6 separate regions of the Homo sapiens genome follow, and all the other regions are linked to region 2. Evidence: chromatin contacts called from ENCODE Hi-C or POLR2A ChIA-PET data. All regions are on one chromosome and are shown on one strand. The core of a region is the stretch at or near the end of the contact, and the rest is flanking DNA. Distances in the headings are between cores, read along the strand shown. Region 1 holds the start of EBLN1 (endogenous Bornavirus like nucleoprotein 1). Region 2 has its middle 24 kb from the start of C10orf67. Region 3 overlaps KIAA1217. Region 4 holds the start of DNAJC1 (DnaJ heat shock protein family (Hsp40) member C1). Region 5 overlaps PRTFDC1 (phosphoribosyl transferase domain containing 1). Region 6 holds the start of SKIDA1 (SKI/DACH domain containing 1).

Region 1 (2,799 bases), core at 212-2,711, 1.2 Mb before region 2:
CATTCTATGTACAATAGGTAATTTATTTGTGGTTTTATTTCAAAAACTTAGAATATTTGTTTGAAATATATAATTCTCATCATTGGTAGTTTGGCACATAAAACTCTTCTAAAAATATAGGTTAGACATATACAATGAAGACTGAGGAAGGACAGGATTTTAGTGAAAAGTTGCAATAATTTATAAATTGTGCTAATACAATTAAACGGAGTATAAATCTTCAGAAATTTTAACTTGATTTTCAAAACACTGGAAGTTTAATCAAGAATCACGAGTACTTCTTGCCCTATGTGCACTCCATCTCTGTTTTGCCAAAATCCACATAATCAAAATTTTTTATGATTTTCCTTAAGACTATTTTATCGAGATCAAAAACTAAGTAAGTACACTTGAGCTTCAAGTCTAAAACACAAAACTTGTGCGCTGCATCATTTTACCTTGACTCAGCCAATCAGAATCCAATGTTGCCTGGGAAACCCTCTCACGCTTATTACAATAACAATTCTGTTGCTTGATTTTTAAAGCAATAAATACATACTCAGAAATTATTTATATATATATGTATGTGTATATATATATTTTTTTGTTTTGAGACGGAGTCTCGCTCTGTTGTTCAGGCTGCAGTGCAGTGGTGCAATCTTGACTCACTGCAACCTTCGCCTCCTGGGTTCAAGTGATTCTCCTGCCTCAGCCTCCTGAGTATCTGAGATTATAGGTGCGTGCCACCACGCCCAGCTAATTTTTCTATTTTTAGTAGAGATAGGGTTTCACCAGTGCAAAAACTTATCATCCTGGTTTCTTTTCCCTGATCAGTATGAGAAGGCACAAAGGAATAAAGAGAACTGCTTCACTTTCATACTGTTCTCATATTCATTTCTTATGTGCCAAGAACTTTGGTAATATAAAGAAAGACAAAGAGGAAAAAACATATCCTCTGCTTTTTCTGTATATCCTGCACACCATACATTTCATTACACACCAATGTGTTTGTCAGATTCAACTGCATTGTTATTTTTTATCTTCCTTGGTATACGCAAGAAAAATGGAAACAAAACTTAATGGAAAACAGAAAACTGTAATAAATGACAAAAGCAGATACTACGTTGGCTACATTCTCTGACTACACCATGATATAACCATAAATTCGTAAAATTAACTTTGGAAAAAACAACCACTTGAAAAAGGTTAAATATTAAGTCTCTCCTAAATAACTTCTAAGTCAAAAAGCAAGCAACAAATACAGACTATTTAGAAAATAATGTAAAGAGGAGTAACTAGGTGTATTAGTCCGTTCTCACACTGCTGTAAATATACTACCCGAGACTGAGTAATTTATAAGGAAAGGAGGTTTAATTGACTCACAGTTCTGCATGGCTGGGAAGGCCTCAGGAAACTACAAGCATGGCTGAAGGAGGAGAAGCAAGCACCTTCCTCACAGGGCAGCAGGACCTAGAGAAAGAGCAAGGACGAGGGGAACTGCCAGATGCTTTTAAACCGTCAGATCTCGTGAGAACTCACTCACCATCACGAGAACTGCATGAGGGAAATCCACCCCCATGATCCAATCACCTCCTACCAGTCCCTGCCTCAACAGTTGGGATTACAATTCAAGGTGAGATTTAGGTGGACACAGCCAAACCATGTAACTGCATAGCAAAATCTCTGTCGTTTAAATATAAATCTTAATGACTTTGCTGTTTTTTAAAAAATTAAAGTATACAAAGCAAATGTGTAACAAAAAAGAAAAAAACAACAACAATGACCTAAAAAGACAGGAAGAAATAATACATATAAAAGGAAAAATAATAAGAAAAGAAACCACTCCTAGGAGACTTGTGCCATGGATACTATGGCCCCTCACCCAGTCCCCCTTCAGGTTCAAGGCTGTTGCTGGGAGTAATTATTGGCTGTTGATGGCTCACAGCTGAATCCATTTTCTGGAATTGACCTTGGTTAAAGGAAGTTGCCTCAATACATTTATGTCTCTTCTTCAAGGGTAGCCCACAATCCAATGACTGAATTCAATGCAGCGATTCAAAGACCCAGCCCTGGTGCCTTGGATTGGTACATCTCTGAATGCTCTTTCAGCCTCAATGCTCCCCCTGGAGCCAGCTGAGGCTACTGATGCAGCTGCATTTCAGTTTGGCTTTTTCCTCTGCTCAGTACTATTTTCTCCCTGGCTTCCTCAAAGGAGTTGTTTCTGAGAGCACTCTTCAATAAACTGTACATGCAAATCTCAGAGTCTCCGGGCATCTGACCTGCAGCAGCTAGTGCTGGAAGTGATCCTAGGAAAGTGGCTTTAAAATGAGACCGCAGGCACAGCCAGATCACCCACTGGCAGGCAGGTACTGAAGACCCATCACTGGGGATAGATGGAGCATGGATACCTCTGGCATGAGACAGTGGTGCAAGTATTAAAACATTCCCGGTGTGAGCTGGCGTTGGATACCAGTAAAAGGGAATGCACTGGCAGGTGCAGTATCAGGATTTTGAGAGCTAGAGAAAGTGGTAATTACAAGGATTAGGGAATTGGCTGCTGCTGACAACAGTGGATGCCCTAGAGGAAGACAACAAAAGGCTGAGGTTAATTAATCACCAATTAAAGGCAAGCAGCAAAGTCAGACAGCCTCTTCCACACCATATAAAGAGATTCTCATCTTCTATGAGCCAACACCAAAAGAGGCTAAGAATCAAGCCCGAGCCTCAACAATAAGAGTAACAGAGCTTCGGAAGAGGTTGAATGAGGAGAGGGCCTTGTTGGGAAGAAGTTGACCTTAAGGCATGGCATGGTGGCATCCT
Region 2 (2,700 bases), core at 141-2,640:
AGCCTAGACATAGAGAGGTTATAGGATTGCCCAAGTTCACACAGCTTATAAGTGGAAGAAGGAGGATTTAATTAATCTGTCTGTGCCTAGAACTCATGCTCTTAATCTGTATGCATGGTATTTTAAACACATGAATTAGCAAATCAAAATGCATTAAAATAATATAATTAATAAAAATTCATTACATTATTAATTGCATAAAAACTTTATTATCTACCTACTATTTGCAAGGCACTTTTCTAGGCATTTGGAATAACATGCAGATGAACAATTTTCTTCACTGTTACAGCATATATTCGTGTGTGCACATAAACAATTAACAGATTAATATATAATATATCAAGTGGTGGTAAGTGCCATGGAGAAGAATGAAGCAAGAGAGGGAAATGAATAATGCAGCTAGTTGCAGCTGTTTCAGCAAATGTGGTTGGAGGCCACTCTAGAAAAGGATTTCCAACAGCTCAGAACAAAGTCACACAGAAGATATGTAGATGATGTAAGAAATGTTTTCTTATTAATTAGTAACTCAATTAAAAGGACATGAGCTGATAAAATGCAACAGCAAGCATTTACTAAAGGCTTGTCCAAGCTCAGGCCTAGAGAAAAACAGCAGGAAGTTCTGGGAGGTCATTCTACAAAACATGGCGATGGCTGTTGTAAACTCAGGGAATTGAGCTAAGTGAGCCCTGAAACAGCTGTCCTGCCCAACACTTCTGCCCTGTCCCCGCTCTGTTTCTGGCTGGTTTGCTGAGGTGACCCCCGTTACATGGCCCTGAGCAAGCTCCTCATCTCTCCAATGTGCAGTGTTACTTAGCAAAATGCTGAGAGCAGCACTAACCAGAAAAATCCGGTATCAGCTCCCCCAAAATCAAATATAAGGTCTGTGCAATCCACAGATCAACTCATGTGTGACCCACTAACTTTGCAAGGAAAATGTGCTTTTTATAGCATCTGGGTCAGACTCATTGAGTGGTGCATTGCGTTAAGGATTCATGCATTTCCCCCAGATTTTCTATTGCCCAGGTGGTAGGTTAGGCATTTAGATAATCTGGCTCAATGTTGTCTAAGAGGAAGGTTTTGGGAACACAATACCTAATCCTTGTTACTAAATCTTTATGAGAAAATGGGCTGAGAGAGAGCCACAGAACAAAGTTTTGGTTTGGTGTTTTGATTCCTGAAGCAAGGAGTTCTCTTTTAAGAAAAAAATAATAAATCAAGTGGGCATTGAGTGACATCTACCATCACTAGACTTTCTAAACAAGAATGAAATTCACCTATGGAGGCTGTAGATCTCTTTGCTATGTTCGTGTCTGTCCATGCCTTGCCTTTTTGTGTTTTCTCTTTCATTCTTTCTTTTTCCGTTGATAAATCACTCAATAACCATACACAAACTAGCAAAACCACATCCAGGACAGCTGGTTAACTGATATACCTTGAGGTTTTTGAAAACAAAACAGCTGAACACTTCCTCTGTGCCAAAAGAGAGGAAGTAGAGATTTTCCAGGACCCATTTAATCAGAATGATTTCCTGACTGGGGAGGTAAATTATCTATTCAGTCTTTCCCCTGTTCATCTGCTCAAAGACTATTAAAATATAGATGATATCTCAGAAAAATTAATGCAGATATAAAAGATTATTAAACTAACATTTAATTAACAAAGCAACAGTAGTTTCTATAAGCCACTACCTCTGGAAGGTCGTTTTTATCTCTCCGCTTCCCTGTCTTTGAGGCGATACTGTTCACAACTCTTTTAATGTTTGGATAAAGTCCAAGATGTTGCTGTTGGTATTGCTGAAGGTTAATTCTCAAACTCCATGGTTTGATTTGAGAAGGAAATTGTCAAGACTTCCTCTCTCTCAGGCTGGGTTTGGTTACTGGAACATTTAGGACACTTTGAGCAGCAGGTAACTGAACACCAAAATTAAACAATGCATAAATGCATTAGATTGTGAGCCTGCGAGTTTAGAGATAAGACACTATGTTCTCTGGAGGATTGGCTCAATTCAGTGGTTTTAACTCCACGTTCCTCCAACTCTCTGGACTCATCCTCAAGGCCTAGAGCAAGATGTCTGCAGCCATTCCAGGCCTCAGTTATACCAATGTCCAGAGGGAGAGAGGGTTTCCCCTCCAAAATTTCTCTCAAGAGTGTAGGGGAAGGGCCAGGCTCGGTGGCTCATGCCTGTAATCCCAGAACTTTGGGAGGCCGAGGCAGGCGGATCACCTGAGGTTGGGAGTTCAAGACCAGCCTGACCAACATGGAGAAACCCCCTCTCTGCTAAAAATACAAAAAAAAAAAAAAATAGCCGGGAGTGGTGGTGCATGCGTGTAATCCCAGCTACTTGGGAGGCTGAGGTAGGAGAATCGCTTGAACCCGGGAGGAGGAGGTTGCAGTGAGCCGAGATCGCGCCATTGTACTCCAGCCTGGGCAACAAGAGCGAAACTCCATCTAAAACAAAAGAATGTAGGGGAAAAAACCAATACCCTTTCCTCATCCATCACAAGGGTCATGGCAGATACTCCTATAACAAGAGACAGAGTAACAAGAGAAAAGCATCACAAATTTATTTAACCAAGGTTTACGTGACAGGGGAGCCTTCCAAAGTGAAGACCTGAAGACCCAGGGAAGACTGTGCTTTTGTGCTGAGTCTGATGGAAGAAGTGAACAGTTGCAGAGAAACAGGAAAGGGGTGTGATGTAA
Region 3 (2,700 bases), core at 56-2,555, 1.1 Mb after region 2:
TAATCTCATCTATACATACCACTAGTAAATCTATTGAGATATTCTAGTTAGATCTTTAAATGTTTCATTTTAAAGGTTATTTATATATCTCCTAACCATTTTTTGCATGTCACCAAGCATGTTTTTAAAATACCTATGTAAATACCTTTGCTGTTTTCAAAGAAATGTACTCAACTTTTTATGAATTTAAATAAATTTTACATTTTCTTTTTACTAATATTATTTATCCTTCTGGACAGTTCTATACTCTCTAGAATATTTTATTTTATTTTATTTTACTTTATTTTATTGGAGACAGAGAGTCTTGCTGTGTCGCCCAGGTTGGAGTACTGTGGTGTATTCTTGGCTCACTGCAACCTCCGCCTCCCAGGCTCAAGCAATTCGTGTGCCTCAGCCTCCTGAGTAGCTGGATTACAGGCGCATGCACTGCGCCTGGCTAATTTTTGTATTTTTTTATAGAGACAGGGTTTTGCCATGTTGCCCAAGCTGGTCTCAAACTCCTGGCCTCAAGTGATCCGCCCACCTCAGCCTCCCAAAATGTTGGGATTATAGGCGTGAACCACTGCACCGAGACCCTAGAATCTTAATGTCCCTTTTTACACTCCTGCCAAAAAGAGGAAAGCTTCTGCTGGTTAATTGGGATCGTAGTCCCCCAGATAAAGATGTACTCTGAAGGTGGCTAAGGAAGGAAAAGAGAACAGGGAATAGTGACTGACCTAGTTAGGACTGTTGTTCATACCAAGAGGGTTCTAGATATTATATTGATTGATTGATTGATTGAGACAGAGTCTCACTTTGTCACCCAGGCTGGAGTGCAGTGGTATTATCTCGGCTCACTGCAACCTCCACCTCCCGGGTTCAAGCAATTCTCCTGCCTCAGCCTCCCGAGTAGCTAGGACTACAGGTGCATGCCACCATGCCCAGCTAATTTTTGTATTATTAGTAGAGAGGGGGTTTTGCCACGTTGGCCAGGCTGGTCTCGAACTCCTGACCTCAAGTGATCCGCCTGCCTCGGCCTCCCAAAGTGCTGGGATTACAGGCCTGAGCCACTGTGCCCAGGCAGTTCTACATATTTTAAATATTTTTCTGGAATTAATAACAATAATGACAACAGTACCTACCATTTGTTGTATGTGATTTGCCTTGGACACTGTGTAATGCTTTATAAACAGTGGCATATTTGAGTCGATGTGATGAATTTATCTCGATGTTTGTTTTGGTTGGTTATTGCATTGTGTAATCTGATTATGTGGAGAATTTGCCCACATATCCGCTGCTCGCTGAGCCAGTCCCTCCTGTATTTTATGACCTGTGAAGCCCTGTGCTGCTTCCTGCTGAGCCATACTTTGCTTTTTATTGAGCCCTGAATTGTGAAGGCAGAGTGAGAGAGGTATTTATAGAGGATCCGTGTCGCTCTCCTGCAAAACCTGTGTCACGCGGTTGCCCAGCCTCCCTGGAATGAGCATCAGTCAGGTGTATTATCATGCAATGACCTTGGGACTGTTCCTTCTGGTCTAAAGCACTGAGCACCTGAGTCATGAGGGTGTCCAATGAGCAGGGAGGTCCTCATGGGCTGGAGCATCAGGGCAGGGGCCATGCAGAGCAGACGCACCTGGAGCCTGACCTCGAACCTTCATATGGATCCCCAAGAACTAGCACATGGGGAGAGAGACCCTGGAGTGAGGACAGCATCAGGATATCACAAGTTAGGTTTAGAGAAGGGAGAACAGATTAGCCTATCATAATGGGAGCTCTGTGTGTGTTTTGGGAGGGGAGTAGAGAGGAAGTGGAGATAAAATTGTAATTGTGAGGGAGGAGCCTGCATACTCCAGGGGGCCCAGAAATAGCCCCTATAGGAGCCAAGAGGCCAATTCCGTGGTGCCCAGGTCATGTATTCAAAAAGGGCTCCCTTTTGTTGCTACATATTAGCACCTTATTTGCACTTCTCATTGGTCACTTTCATTATGAAATCCACTTGTCTATGTAAAACTTGCAGGGCAGGGATTCTACACCGCTGGATCCTTCCAGGAGCAAGATAAGGAAGCCATGGGAGTCCCACTGGTTGTTCCTGCATTCTTATCTACGAAGTTTAAGAAAGAAGGTGCCCTCTCCATGGCGCTTGGGAGTTTCCATGGAACTTGGGGGCTTCTTTAGAACTGTATCCTAGAATAACCCCAGGCACTTACCAAGTGCTTGGTAAATACTCTTTACTACATGCAGTGAATTTTTGTGATAAAGAAGCAGTTAGTTTGTATCCTGTGCATTAGGCTCTGTTTCATTTTCAACCTTCTCCTGGTGCCTCTACTATCCCTACTGTCTTCCACATCATCCACATCATGGGGTCTCTTGGCTGCTCATCTTGGTTCTTGCCATTCAAGCCCCCACCTCTTTCCTCGGGTCCCTCCCTCATCCACCCTCCAACCATTTATACCCTTCTTCTCTGTCACATCTCCTGGAAGTCAGGATAGGGACTGTGGGCTCCTGTGACCTCACCAATAGAACTTGAAGAATGGATGGAGCCTGTCTCTCCTTCCCTCAGTTATTTGGAGAATCTCAGTGGTCATTTCCCCACTGCACCTTGACCAAAGCAAAAATATATGAAATCATCATATCCTGAGTTATTTTTTTTTTTATTCTACTCCCTTGCTAAACACAGTAACATAGTTGCAAATTACAGTTGACCATTGAACAAGGTGGGAG
Region 4 (2,707 bases), core at 30-2,529, 1.4 Mb before region 2:
AAAACGAAATGAAACAAAAGGAAAAGGGGAAAAAAAAACCCATTCCTACATTACTGACCGGGGGCTTCTCTTCCAATCGCATCCCAAGTCCTTTGCTGCTCAAAAAACTTAACACCTCCAACCTGGTTAGACGCTTCAAATTCCTCCAGATTTCTAAACTGCGAAAGCGAAACAAACATCTACCTAACAGGCTAAAAAGATGACGAAGTACAAAGTAAGAAAAACTTTTGCAACACAGACACTGGCCACAGTGCATTCCTACTTTCCCAGAAGGGAAGAGGAGGGGAGGCAGCTGAAATAAGAATAAGGATGAGGTAAGTATCGGTGGAAGATGACAGTTTAGGGTGAGAAGCGGCTGCTCTTTCTCACATTCAGGGGGACAGGAAGGCAAAAGGTAGGTGTTAAATTAAAAAAAAAAAAAAGTCTACCCACACCACTCTTCGTTCTTCCTCCAGCACAGCTGGAGGGGGAAGGCTCTTCCCCAGAACGCCGGAGCAGAGAGAAGGCATCGCCACCCTAGGCTAGTGGCGCCGTCCAGCCTGTCACTGGGGCTGGGACTAGAAAAGTTGAAGCAGGAGTAAAGATCTGGGGAAGACGGACACGTCCTTCCAAGGCTGAGGACCCCGGTGACCCGAGCTGAGGGCAGCCAGAGCCCGGGGTGACCAAGCCCTGCCCTACGTGTCCGGCTGTCTCTGAGGAACCGGGTCGCCTGACGCCTGCCCTGGCCCCTCTCCGCCCGGCCCCGCGCGCCTCCTTGCTTACCTGCTGCACCCCGAGGAACTGGTAGAAGTTGAGCTGCACCTCCTCCACTAAGTCAAACAACTCCAGGTCTCCGCTCTCCCAGCCGCGCGCCGGCGCCACGGCGGCCAGCAGCAGCAGCAGCAGCCACAGCAGCGGCGTCCGCGGCGGCGGCGGCGGGAACGGCACCAGCCCGAGCTGGCGGCGTCCAGGAAGCTGCGCCGGCTGGGAGCAAGGAGCCGTCATCGCGCTGGGCTCGGAAAGGTCACCCGCCGCGCAGCTCCGTTGGCCGAGAGCTGGGACGTGGCGGGCGGCGCTGGCTGTGGGGAACAGCGCCTGTCAGTGAAAAGCGCGGGCAGGCGCACCGGAGCGGCCCGCCAGGTGGCTGGCCCCAGACAGAGCGCGGAGGCGGCGGGAGCCGGCTGCCGGACGGGCGGGTGGGTAGGCGGGCGGGGCCGCAGCCAGCGCTACGTTCCGAAGACCCTCGCCCCCAGGCCTACACACAGCTGTAGAGGCAGCGCCCGGCGCCTGGGCTGCACAGTGGGTGAGGCTTCCCTTCGCCTCAGCCTATCCCAGGCCTCGCTTCCGGTGACATCATGTCTCCTAGCAACCGCGGGAAGGGGGCGTGGCCGGAAGCCTGGACGCCTGGCGCCCCAGATCTGGGCCTGGGTGAAATGCCTCTCAATCACTGGCGCGCACGGAGCAGCTGTACCTGCGCCCACATGGGCTGAGAGACAGGGACGGTTATAGCCATCTCGCGTCCATCTGGAACGCCCCACGTGGACTTCCCCTGAAATAGCTACTGTCTTCCTCTCCCCTAGCTATCGAACACTAAAAGCATATTTGAAGCCTGATTAATTGATTATGGCTTCCATGCATTTAATTAGTCCATCAGCAAAGAAGACAGGACAAGTTGAACCAGGTTCTAAAAGGGGCAAATCTAGTAAGTAGAGAGAGGTAGAGCAGAAAAGGAATTGAAACCAAAACAAAAAGTATACTTCTAATTATGAATTAAGATTTACAGGCATAATACCATAAAATGACCTGGTAGAATTAACAGTTAATAATGGTGACTCAATCATAGTTGGAGGAGAAATGTAGTTTATCCACCTTAGCCCACCTCCAGTTGGGGTTCCTTTGAAAACAGACCTCAATTGAGATGTTTCTGTTTTAAAAGACAGGCTAAAAACCTCCTCTCCCATAACAATGTCTCACCTTCTAGTCTTGCATTGCTTCTGTTCAAGCTCTTTTCAAGTTATTTTCTCCACCACAATTCTCTTGTGTGGACTTTATTATTGTGTGCTTAGCACAATGCATAGCACATGAGAGCACTCAATTAGTTGAACTGAATCCTGTGACTACCTCCCTACCACCATTCCCCCTACCACAGATTTTTAGTTTATTTATTTATTTATTTAGAGACGGAGTTTTGCTCTTGTTGCACAGGCTGGAGTGCAATGACACCATCTCGGCTCACTGCAACCTCTGCCTCCCACGTTCAAGCAATTCTCCTGGCTCAGCCTCCCGAGTAGCTAGGATTACAGACTCCTGCCACCATGCCTGGCTAATTTTTTGTATTTTTAGTAGAGACGGGGTTTCACCGTGTAGGCCAGATTGGTCTCAAACTCCTGACCTCACATGATGTGATCTACCCACCTCAGCCTCCCAAACTGCTGGGATTACAGGCATGAGCCACCACCCCCAGCCTAGTTTATTTTTGGTTATATCAGTTTTCTTAAAGTGAACGTCATCTTTACCAAGTCCCTAAATTAGGTTACTGTTTATTCAATGAACAAAACATCGAAATAAGATGAAATTAATGATCTTAAGCACTACTTTTACATATTATAGTAACATTCATCTTTTCTCCTAATTTGATCATTAGATTAAGTGCAATAAAACCTTTGAAACTGGTGCCATATTGCCACAAATCTGGGATTCTTACCCCGATCTTGTAGCAGACAGCCTA
Region 5 (2,700 bases), core at 115-2,614, 1.5 Mb after region 2:
AGTTTGGAAATTTTAGTTCCTACATTTTGTACATGTTTATATTTAGAATTAAAAAATAAATAACCTGGGTAAGTACTGTTTACAAAGACTTGGGCCGAACATTTTATATAAATAAAAATCTATGCATAAAGCTTGTACCTAAAAAGGAAGAGCTCTGTTTCCCAGGCATGACCCTACGAAAGGAGACTATTTTGTGGTAACTTGTCGCTAACAGGTGTTTGCAATTAGATTTTGAAATTTGTGGGTCTGAATATGGAACCTGAAACTGTCAAAGTACAAAGCAAGTACAACTCAGAATCATATTATAGCATCGGAAATGTGTCTAGTTTTCTCGAATTTTTCAGAATCATATGCTTCAGACATCATTACAAATCTAACAGAAAATTGTGTCTTGGTTCCTATATGTATGTGTATCACAAGCCACAATTATAATTCCTCTGTTTCTCACATGGCCAGATCATGCTCTTGTTTCTTGTTTTTTGAATGGCAGAGCAGGGTAACATCAAGTCAATAAGAAAAAAGGAACTTGCAACTATGTAAGAAAGAAACTAAGTGGGTGTTTCTTTGTTGGCAGAATGTCAGCAATTAAGGGTGAAGGAACCCAGCAGGCCTGAGAGAGTGTAATAAAAATAGAAATTATAGATGGAAAGTCTCATTTAAAGAGAAATGACCACCACCACCTCACTTACTAACATACCCTAAAATGTTTTTTATTTTAAAGGCTGAAACAGGAATGTAATCCCAGCACTTTGGGAGGCCAAAGCGAGAGAATTGCTTGAGTCCAGCAGTGTGAAACCAGCCTGGGCAACATAGCAAGACTCTGTCTCTACAGAAAGTTAAAAAAAAAATTGGCCAGGCATAGTGGTACATGTCTGTAGTCCCAGCTACTCAGGAGGCTGAGGCGAAAGGATCGCTTGAGCCTGGTAGGAGGAGGCTGCAGTGAGCTGTGATTTCGCCACTGCACTCCATCCTGGGTGACAAAGAAAGACCCAGTCTCAAATAAGTAAGTAAATAGATAAATAGAGGCTGAAACAAAGCGACTTCATTTCTAATCTTTCACATGATTTTATACTAGTCATGCAGAGAATCTCTTACTGTTGTGTTGGCTCACTCTGCATTTGCAGTGAATTTCTCTTCCAGAACATGCATGAACAGCCAACTCCCCAACCACAGATGGTCTAAATGCACGGTGACTGCCACAGGTATCCACCCACAAGGGCCAAAGCCCCTTGCTGCAATTCCTGCACCCTTTATCTAAGGCGTGGTTGGTTGTTAGGAGGTGGTGGAGAACAGAGTGAAGGGGTGTGTCCTGGTGACGATCCCTGCACAGCTGCAGTGGTTACTGGCAGTGAAAACTGCTGCAGCAAAGGGAGGGAAAGAAGGAAACTGATGGCTCATAGCAATCAATGGATTACTCATCAAAGCTGCCTCATTGCTGGATGGAGGAGGGAGGTGATTATCCAGGATTTTTTTTTTTTCTCCTTAATCTTCCAACTGCTCTTTTGCAAAGCAGCAATCCACATTCTAGTTAGGCATTAATCTCTGCCTGGTTAGTTTGGCCAACTCATAGAGCTGTGGACGGATGCCAATGACTCACTATTACAGGGCCCCACTTTATTTTTATCTGCTCCAGGGCCACAGACTGTAACCTTCAGTACAGTTGATCATCTTGAAAAGGTGCATGTCATTGGAACCTTGAGCAGGAATGAATTCTAGGAAATGTGTAGTTCAGGCCTTTTGCAAAGGAAAGACCCAGTCAACTTCTGTCCAAGATCTGGTGGTTTGGTGGAGTACATCAGAACCAAGACTAGAATCTCCTCCTCATAAATTCCATTGCAGTGCAAACTGTCTTAGGAAAGGCGATTTTTCTAGGTGCTCCAGAGAAAGTTGACTTTTATATTTTTCTTCAAACTTAGAGCAAAGAGAATGACAAATTCAGAGAACTGTCTTTTCTCATCACCCAGTGACAAGGTAACAAGAAGGAAAGTAAAATGGACTCTAACAAGATTACAGTTAGATTTCCTTCTTCCTCATTGCCTTGATACTCTGACATAATTATTGGTTTGGATATTTATTCATTTATTCTTTTGTCAAATATCTGCTGATTTTAAGAAGGTCGTGAAAGACTGAGTTAGATTATTTGGCTCAAGTTTTCTCCTGTGAATTTAATAAGAAAATATAGGGGCCAGATGCAGTGGCTCATGCCTGTAATCCCAGCACTTTGGGAGGCCAAGGCGGGTGGATCACCTGAGGTCACGAGTTCGAGACTAGCCTGGCCAACATAGTGAAACCCCATCTCTACTAAAGATACAAAAAATTAGCTGGGTGTGGTGGCAGGCACCTGTAATCCCAGCTATTCAGGAGGCTGAGACAGGAGAATCACTTGAACCTGGGAGGCAGAGGTTGCAGTGAGCTGAGATCGTGCCTGAGATCGTGAGCGCTCCAGCCTGGGTGACAGGAGTGAAACTGCATCTCAAGAAAAAAAGTAAGAAAAAAGAAAATATAGGGATTGTTGTGAGAAAACATGTTTGCACCTTTTACTAAGGTGCATTTACTAAGTAAATTATTTATTAGGCATCCCCTATAAAGTGAAGACTAATAAAGCCAACGATTGGTAATGTTCTATTTGTTAACTGGTAATGATTATACACAAGGTTGTTCGCTTGGTGGAAAATTCATTAAGCTGAACATTCATGATGT
Region 6 (2,700 bases), core at 43-2,542, 1.8 Mb before region 2:
ACATATCTATTATTTCTTGGCAAATACTATTTGGTGATGTGGTGCAAAAACACAATGGTAAAAAATTTCGGGGTATTTGTAAGTTTTCTGGAGAGTTGCAGGCCCCTTTCCTTTTGAAAGTTTAGAGCTCCAATACCCTCAATTCTACTGGCAGAATTAGGATGGACTTAGAGGGTCCTAAACGTGACCGATTCACTAAGGCGGGGGGGGGGGGGGGCTACAGCTTGCAGCAACGTGCTCTGCAACTTAATCCTACGCTAAAAGAGGGCAGAGAGCGAAAAAGAATGGAATACAAACTCTCCCGACATCCGTAGTTACTTTCAAGGTGGATTGTGTATTTTAAGGCTGATGGGAACGTCTGGTTTGTGGAGCAAAAAGAAGAGAAGGTAAGTGTTTGTCCTTGTATCCACCAGTTCGTAGAGAAACAATGAAAGAACAAAGGGAACCACTTCCCCATCTGAACATTTTCTGTATCTCCCTCCGTTTCAAGCCAAAAAGCTTGGGAAGGGATTCGCTTTACTCTACCTTAAGTAGTGGTTGCTGGCTTGTTGAACTAAGAATGAGAAAAAAGTTGAGAGGCAGATATAGACTAAATAATAATAAAAAAGGCTTGCTGTGGCGGATCTCCACCGCGCCAGTGTCAGCAACTTGCAGCAGAAGTTGCTCAATGCACGGAGGCAAAGCCCAAGAAATACCCTTTGCACACCAGATTTCGAACTCAGTCATTTAAATAGACTTTCTTGCTGTTTGAAGGGGTTTCTGCGCACAAAATGTGTAGGTAGTGGCTATGGGAGAGATGTACTATTTAGGTCGAAAAATGATCTCATGGCTATCTGGAAAAGAATTTTTAAAAAGGAAAGGGGATTCAAGTATCACGTTACTGTTTGCTAATAGAAGAAATGGCAGCACTGGCTGGGAAAGGAGAGGGATTCGTATTGAAATGCATTTGCTTTGGGGTACGCTGGTTATCCGCAAGTCTGGCTTTGTGGGTCTGCGTGGCTGAATAAGTGACCAAGTGCCTTCGGCATTATATAAACGGATCGATGTGTGCGGGAGTCCCCAAAGCCGTCGAGCACGTGAAACGCGACTTTTTACTGCCCTCCAAGCGGCGACCAAGCCCCGCTCCACCCCACCCCGCCTCAAAATCCGTATATTACCTGCCCTGTTACAGTGACACATGTTTATGTTTATAGTCCTGGTTTGTAGTAGTGTCAAGAACCGCAGCAAGAGGAAGGGGAGGAGAGAGGAGAGGGAGGAGTAAATTCAACCACCCCCACTTGTTGTTAAAGCAAATTTACTGCGTTATTGCAAGCTCAGGACGGGGGGCTGGGATGAGAGTTGAGAGGAAGGGTTGAGTTGGGAAGTGTGTTGGCGGTGGAAGGTGGGGGTGGGGTTAAGAGCTCCGCAATGGAGCTCCTCTCCCCAGCAGCCCAGGAAAAGCAGCTCGGTCAATAGGGGAGCATGCTGGCGCGGTCGAAAACAAAAAGGTTCCTCCTGCTCGCTGCGTTCACGTGGGGGGCTCTGCACGCGGGGCTCCAGGGCCGTGACCCCTGACCCCGGCTCCTCTCCGCGCTCTCCGGTGCCGCGCGGCCACTTTTTACCCAGGATCCCTCGCGCGGGCCGCGCTCGTGCCGAGCTGGAGTCCTTCCTAATCCTCCATTCCCGGCTCTCGCTCCCCGCCCCCGCCGCCAGCCCCGGGGGAGGATTCTCCGGCGGGGAACCCCCGCCCCACCCCCACCCCGACTGCCCCGGCGGAGTCGGCCGCAGCGAGTCCGCGCGGGGCGGGGAGGGCCGGGCCGGGCCTCCCCTACCGCGCCGGGCCTGCGAGGGAGGGGAGGGACGGGGAGCCGAGGGGAGGGGGCGCCGGCCTCCCGGCTCAGCTGCCCCACTGAGGCCTGGACCTGTTGACTGCGATTGGCCCGCCTCATCCCGCGCCCTCTCTCTGCTCGCAGCGGCCCCAGCCCTTCCGCGGCGTCGCGGGGAGGAAATGGGGATGGCTGTCCTCCTCTCCGCCTCCTTCTAACTTTCCTTTTTTTATTTGGGTGTGTTGGGGGGGGTGCTGAGAAAGCCCAGGCAACTCCACCGCCGCCCCATCCTGCCTCCGAAAGTCTCGTCACGCCCGACCCGCCGCCGCCCTCCCAGCCCCCATGACTTAAAACCGCCTCCCCTCCTCGCAGCGGCGCCCCGGCCCGGAGCCCGAGAGCCCTCGACGCCCCCGCCGCGCCTCCCCCGCCTGGCCTGGCCCAGCGGCGTCCCCAGCGAATTGTGTCGCTTTTCTGCCCTGGAAGCTCCCTCGGCCACGTTCCACTTTTTTTCCCAGTCCCAGGAGGCGTAAGATAAAACCTCTGATTTGCTGCGTGCTGCCGGGCACATTCTCTGCCCTCTCGTCCGAAGGACGAGTTTAAAATGGAGAGTTTAAAATAATAGCATTTACAGGAGGAAATAAAGAGCGAGGAGATGGTTCTTTGGCCGGTTTTAAGACATACATGCTTTTTTTTTCTTTTAATACAAGATGTCTTAAGGGTTAAAAGCGTTCTAGGGTTTGCTGTATTTCCTTCTAGATTTGGGGTTTCCTGAGGAAATCTTTTCCGGAGGGAAATAGCAAATCAACATTAAGATGGAAGCGAGACTTCTCAGCCACTTTTGGAAATGAAGGGGGAAATTGTAAAAATACATTCAGAAAAGGGCGCGAAGGCGGCG

What was found. A loop is a pair of places that touch in the nucleus more often than their neighbours do. ChIA-PET counts read pairs that join two places held with the same protein, here RNA polymerase II (POLR2A). Pooled maps may share reads with other maps.
Region 1: a loop to region 2 is called in a map with no recorded cell type, with 2.9 times the contacts of the local background. The contact joins the promoter of EBLN1 here to the enhancer-like site in region 2. A Hi-C loop is called at or near these places in 2 of 37 single-sample maps with no recorded cell type and 4 of 50 pooled maps.
Region 3: a map of naive thymus-derived CD4-positive, alpha-beta T cell shows a loop between it and region 2 (4-fold over the local background). The contact joins two enhancer-like sites. A Hi-C loop is called at or near these places in 1 of 168 maps with a recorded cell type or tissue (naive thymus-derived CD4-positive, alpha-beta T cell), 1 of 37 single-sample maps with no recorded cell type and 9 of 50 pooled maps.
Region 4: a loop to region 2 is called in a pooled map, with 4 times the contacts of the local background. The contact joins the promoter of DNAJC1 here to the enhancer-like site in region 2. A Hi-C loop is called at or near these places in 7 of 37 single-sample maps with no recorded cell type and 6 of 50 pooled maps.
Region 5: a loop to region 2 is called in a map with no recorded cell type, with 8 times the contacts of the local background. The contact joins two enhancer-like sites. A Hi-C loop is called at or near these places in 7 of 37 single-sample maps with no recorded cell type and 5 of 50 pooled maps.
Region 6: a loop to region 2 is called in a pooled map, with 5 times the contacts of the local background. The contact joins the promoter of SKIDA1 here to the enhancer-like site in region 2. A Hi-C loop is called at or near these places in 4 of 37 single-sample maps with no recorded cell type and 9 of 50 pooled maps. POLR2A ChIA-PET finds 5 or more read pairs at or near these places in 2 of 52 experiments (CD4-positive, alpha-beta T cell and naive thymus-derived CD4-positive, alpha-beta T cell).

Annotation. Positions count from the first base shown.
Region 1 is chr10:22,216,554-22,219,352 of GRCh38, forward strand. It overlaps EBLN1 (endogenous Bornavirus like nucleoprotein 1), which reads right to left and starts at 1,462. Exons shown (of 3, transcript NM_001394757.1): 1 at 1,363-1,462.
Region 2 is chr10:23,367,606-23,370,305 of GRCh38, forward strand. No RefSeq gene overlaps it. Among named protein-coding and RNA genes, the nearest start is that of C10orf67, 24 kb to the left of the region's middle. Within about 2 kb of position 1,391, at least 4 of the 41 ENCODE cell types and tissues checked have a DNase peak (open chromatin) inside an H3K27ac peak, as active enhancers do; they include CD4-positive, alpha-beta T cell, where a contact is called at or near this core.
Region 3 is chr10:24,468,851-24,471,550 of GRCh38, forward strand. All of the region lies in intron 5 of KIAA1217, which reads left to right. Among named protein-coding and RNA genes, the nearest start is that of MIR603, 190 kb to the left of the region's middle. Within about 2 kb of position 1,306, at least 8 of the 41 ENCODE cell types and tissues checked have a DNase peak (open chromatin) inside an H3K27ac peak, as active enhancers do.
Region 4 is chr10:22,002,451-22,005,157 of GRCh38, forward strand. It overlaps DNAJC1 (DnaJ heat shock protein family (Hsp40) member C1), which reads right to left and starts at 1,280. Exons shown (of 12, transcript NM_022365.4): 1 at 763-1,280. The coding sequence starts at 984. RefSeq lists a silencer at 914-1,283 and enhancers at 944-1,444, 1,324-1,373, 1,404-1,533.
Region 5 is chr10:24,900,732-24,903,431 of GRCh38, forward strand. All of the region lies in intron 3 of PRTFDC1 (phosphoribosyl transferase domain containing 1), which reads right to left. Among named protein-coding and RNA genes, the nearest start is that of PRTFDC1, 51 kb to the right of the region's middle. Within about 2 kb of position 1,365, at least 19 of the 41 ENCODE cell types and tissues checked have a DNase peak (open chromatin) inside an H3K27ac peak, as active enhancers do.
Region 6 is chr10:21,524,390-21,527,089 of GRCh38, forward strand. It overlaps SKIDA1 (SKI/DACH domain containing 1), which reads right to left and starts at 1,293. Exons shown (of 4, transcript NM_207371.4): 1 at 1,158-1,293. RefSeq lists enhancers at 685-1,328, 1,329-1,972 and silencers at 1,628-2,047, 2,168-2,317.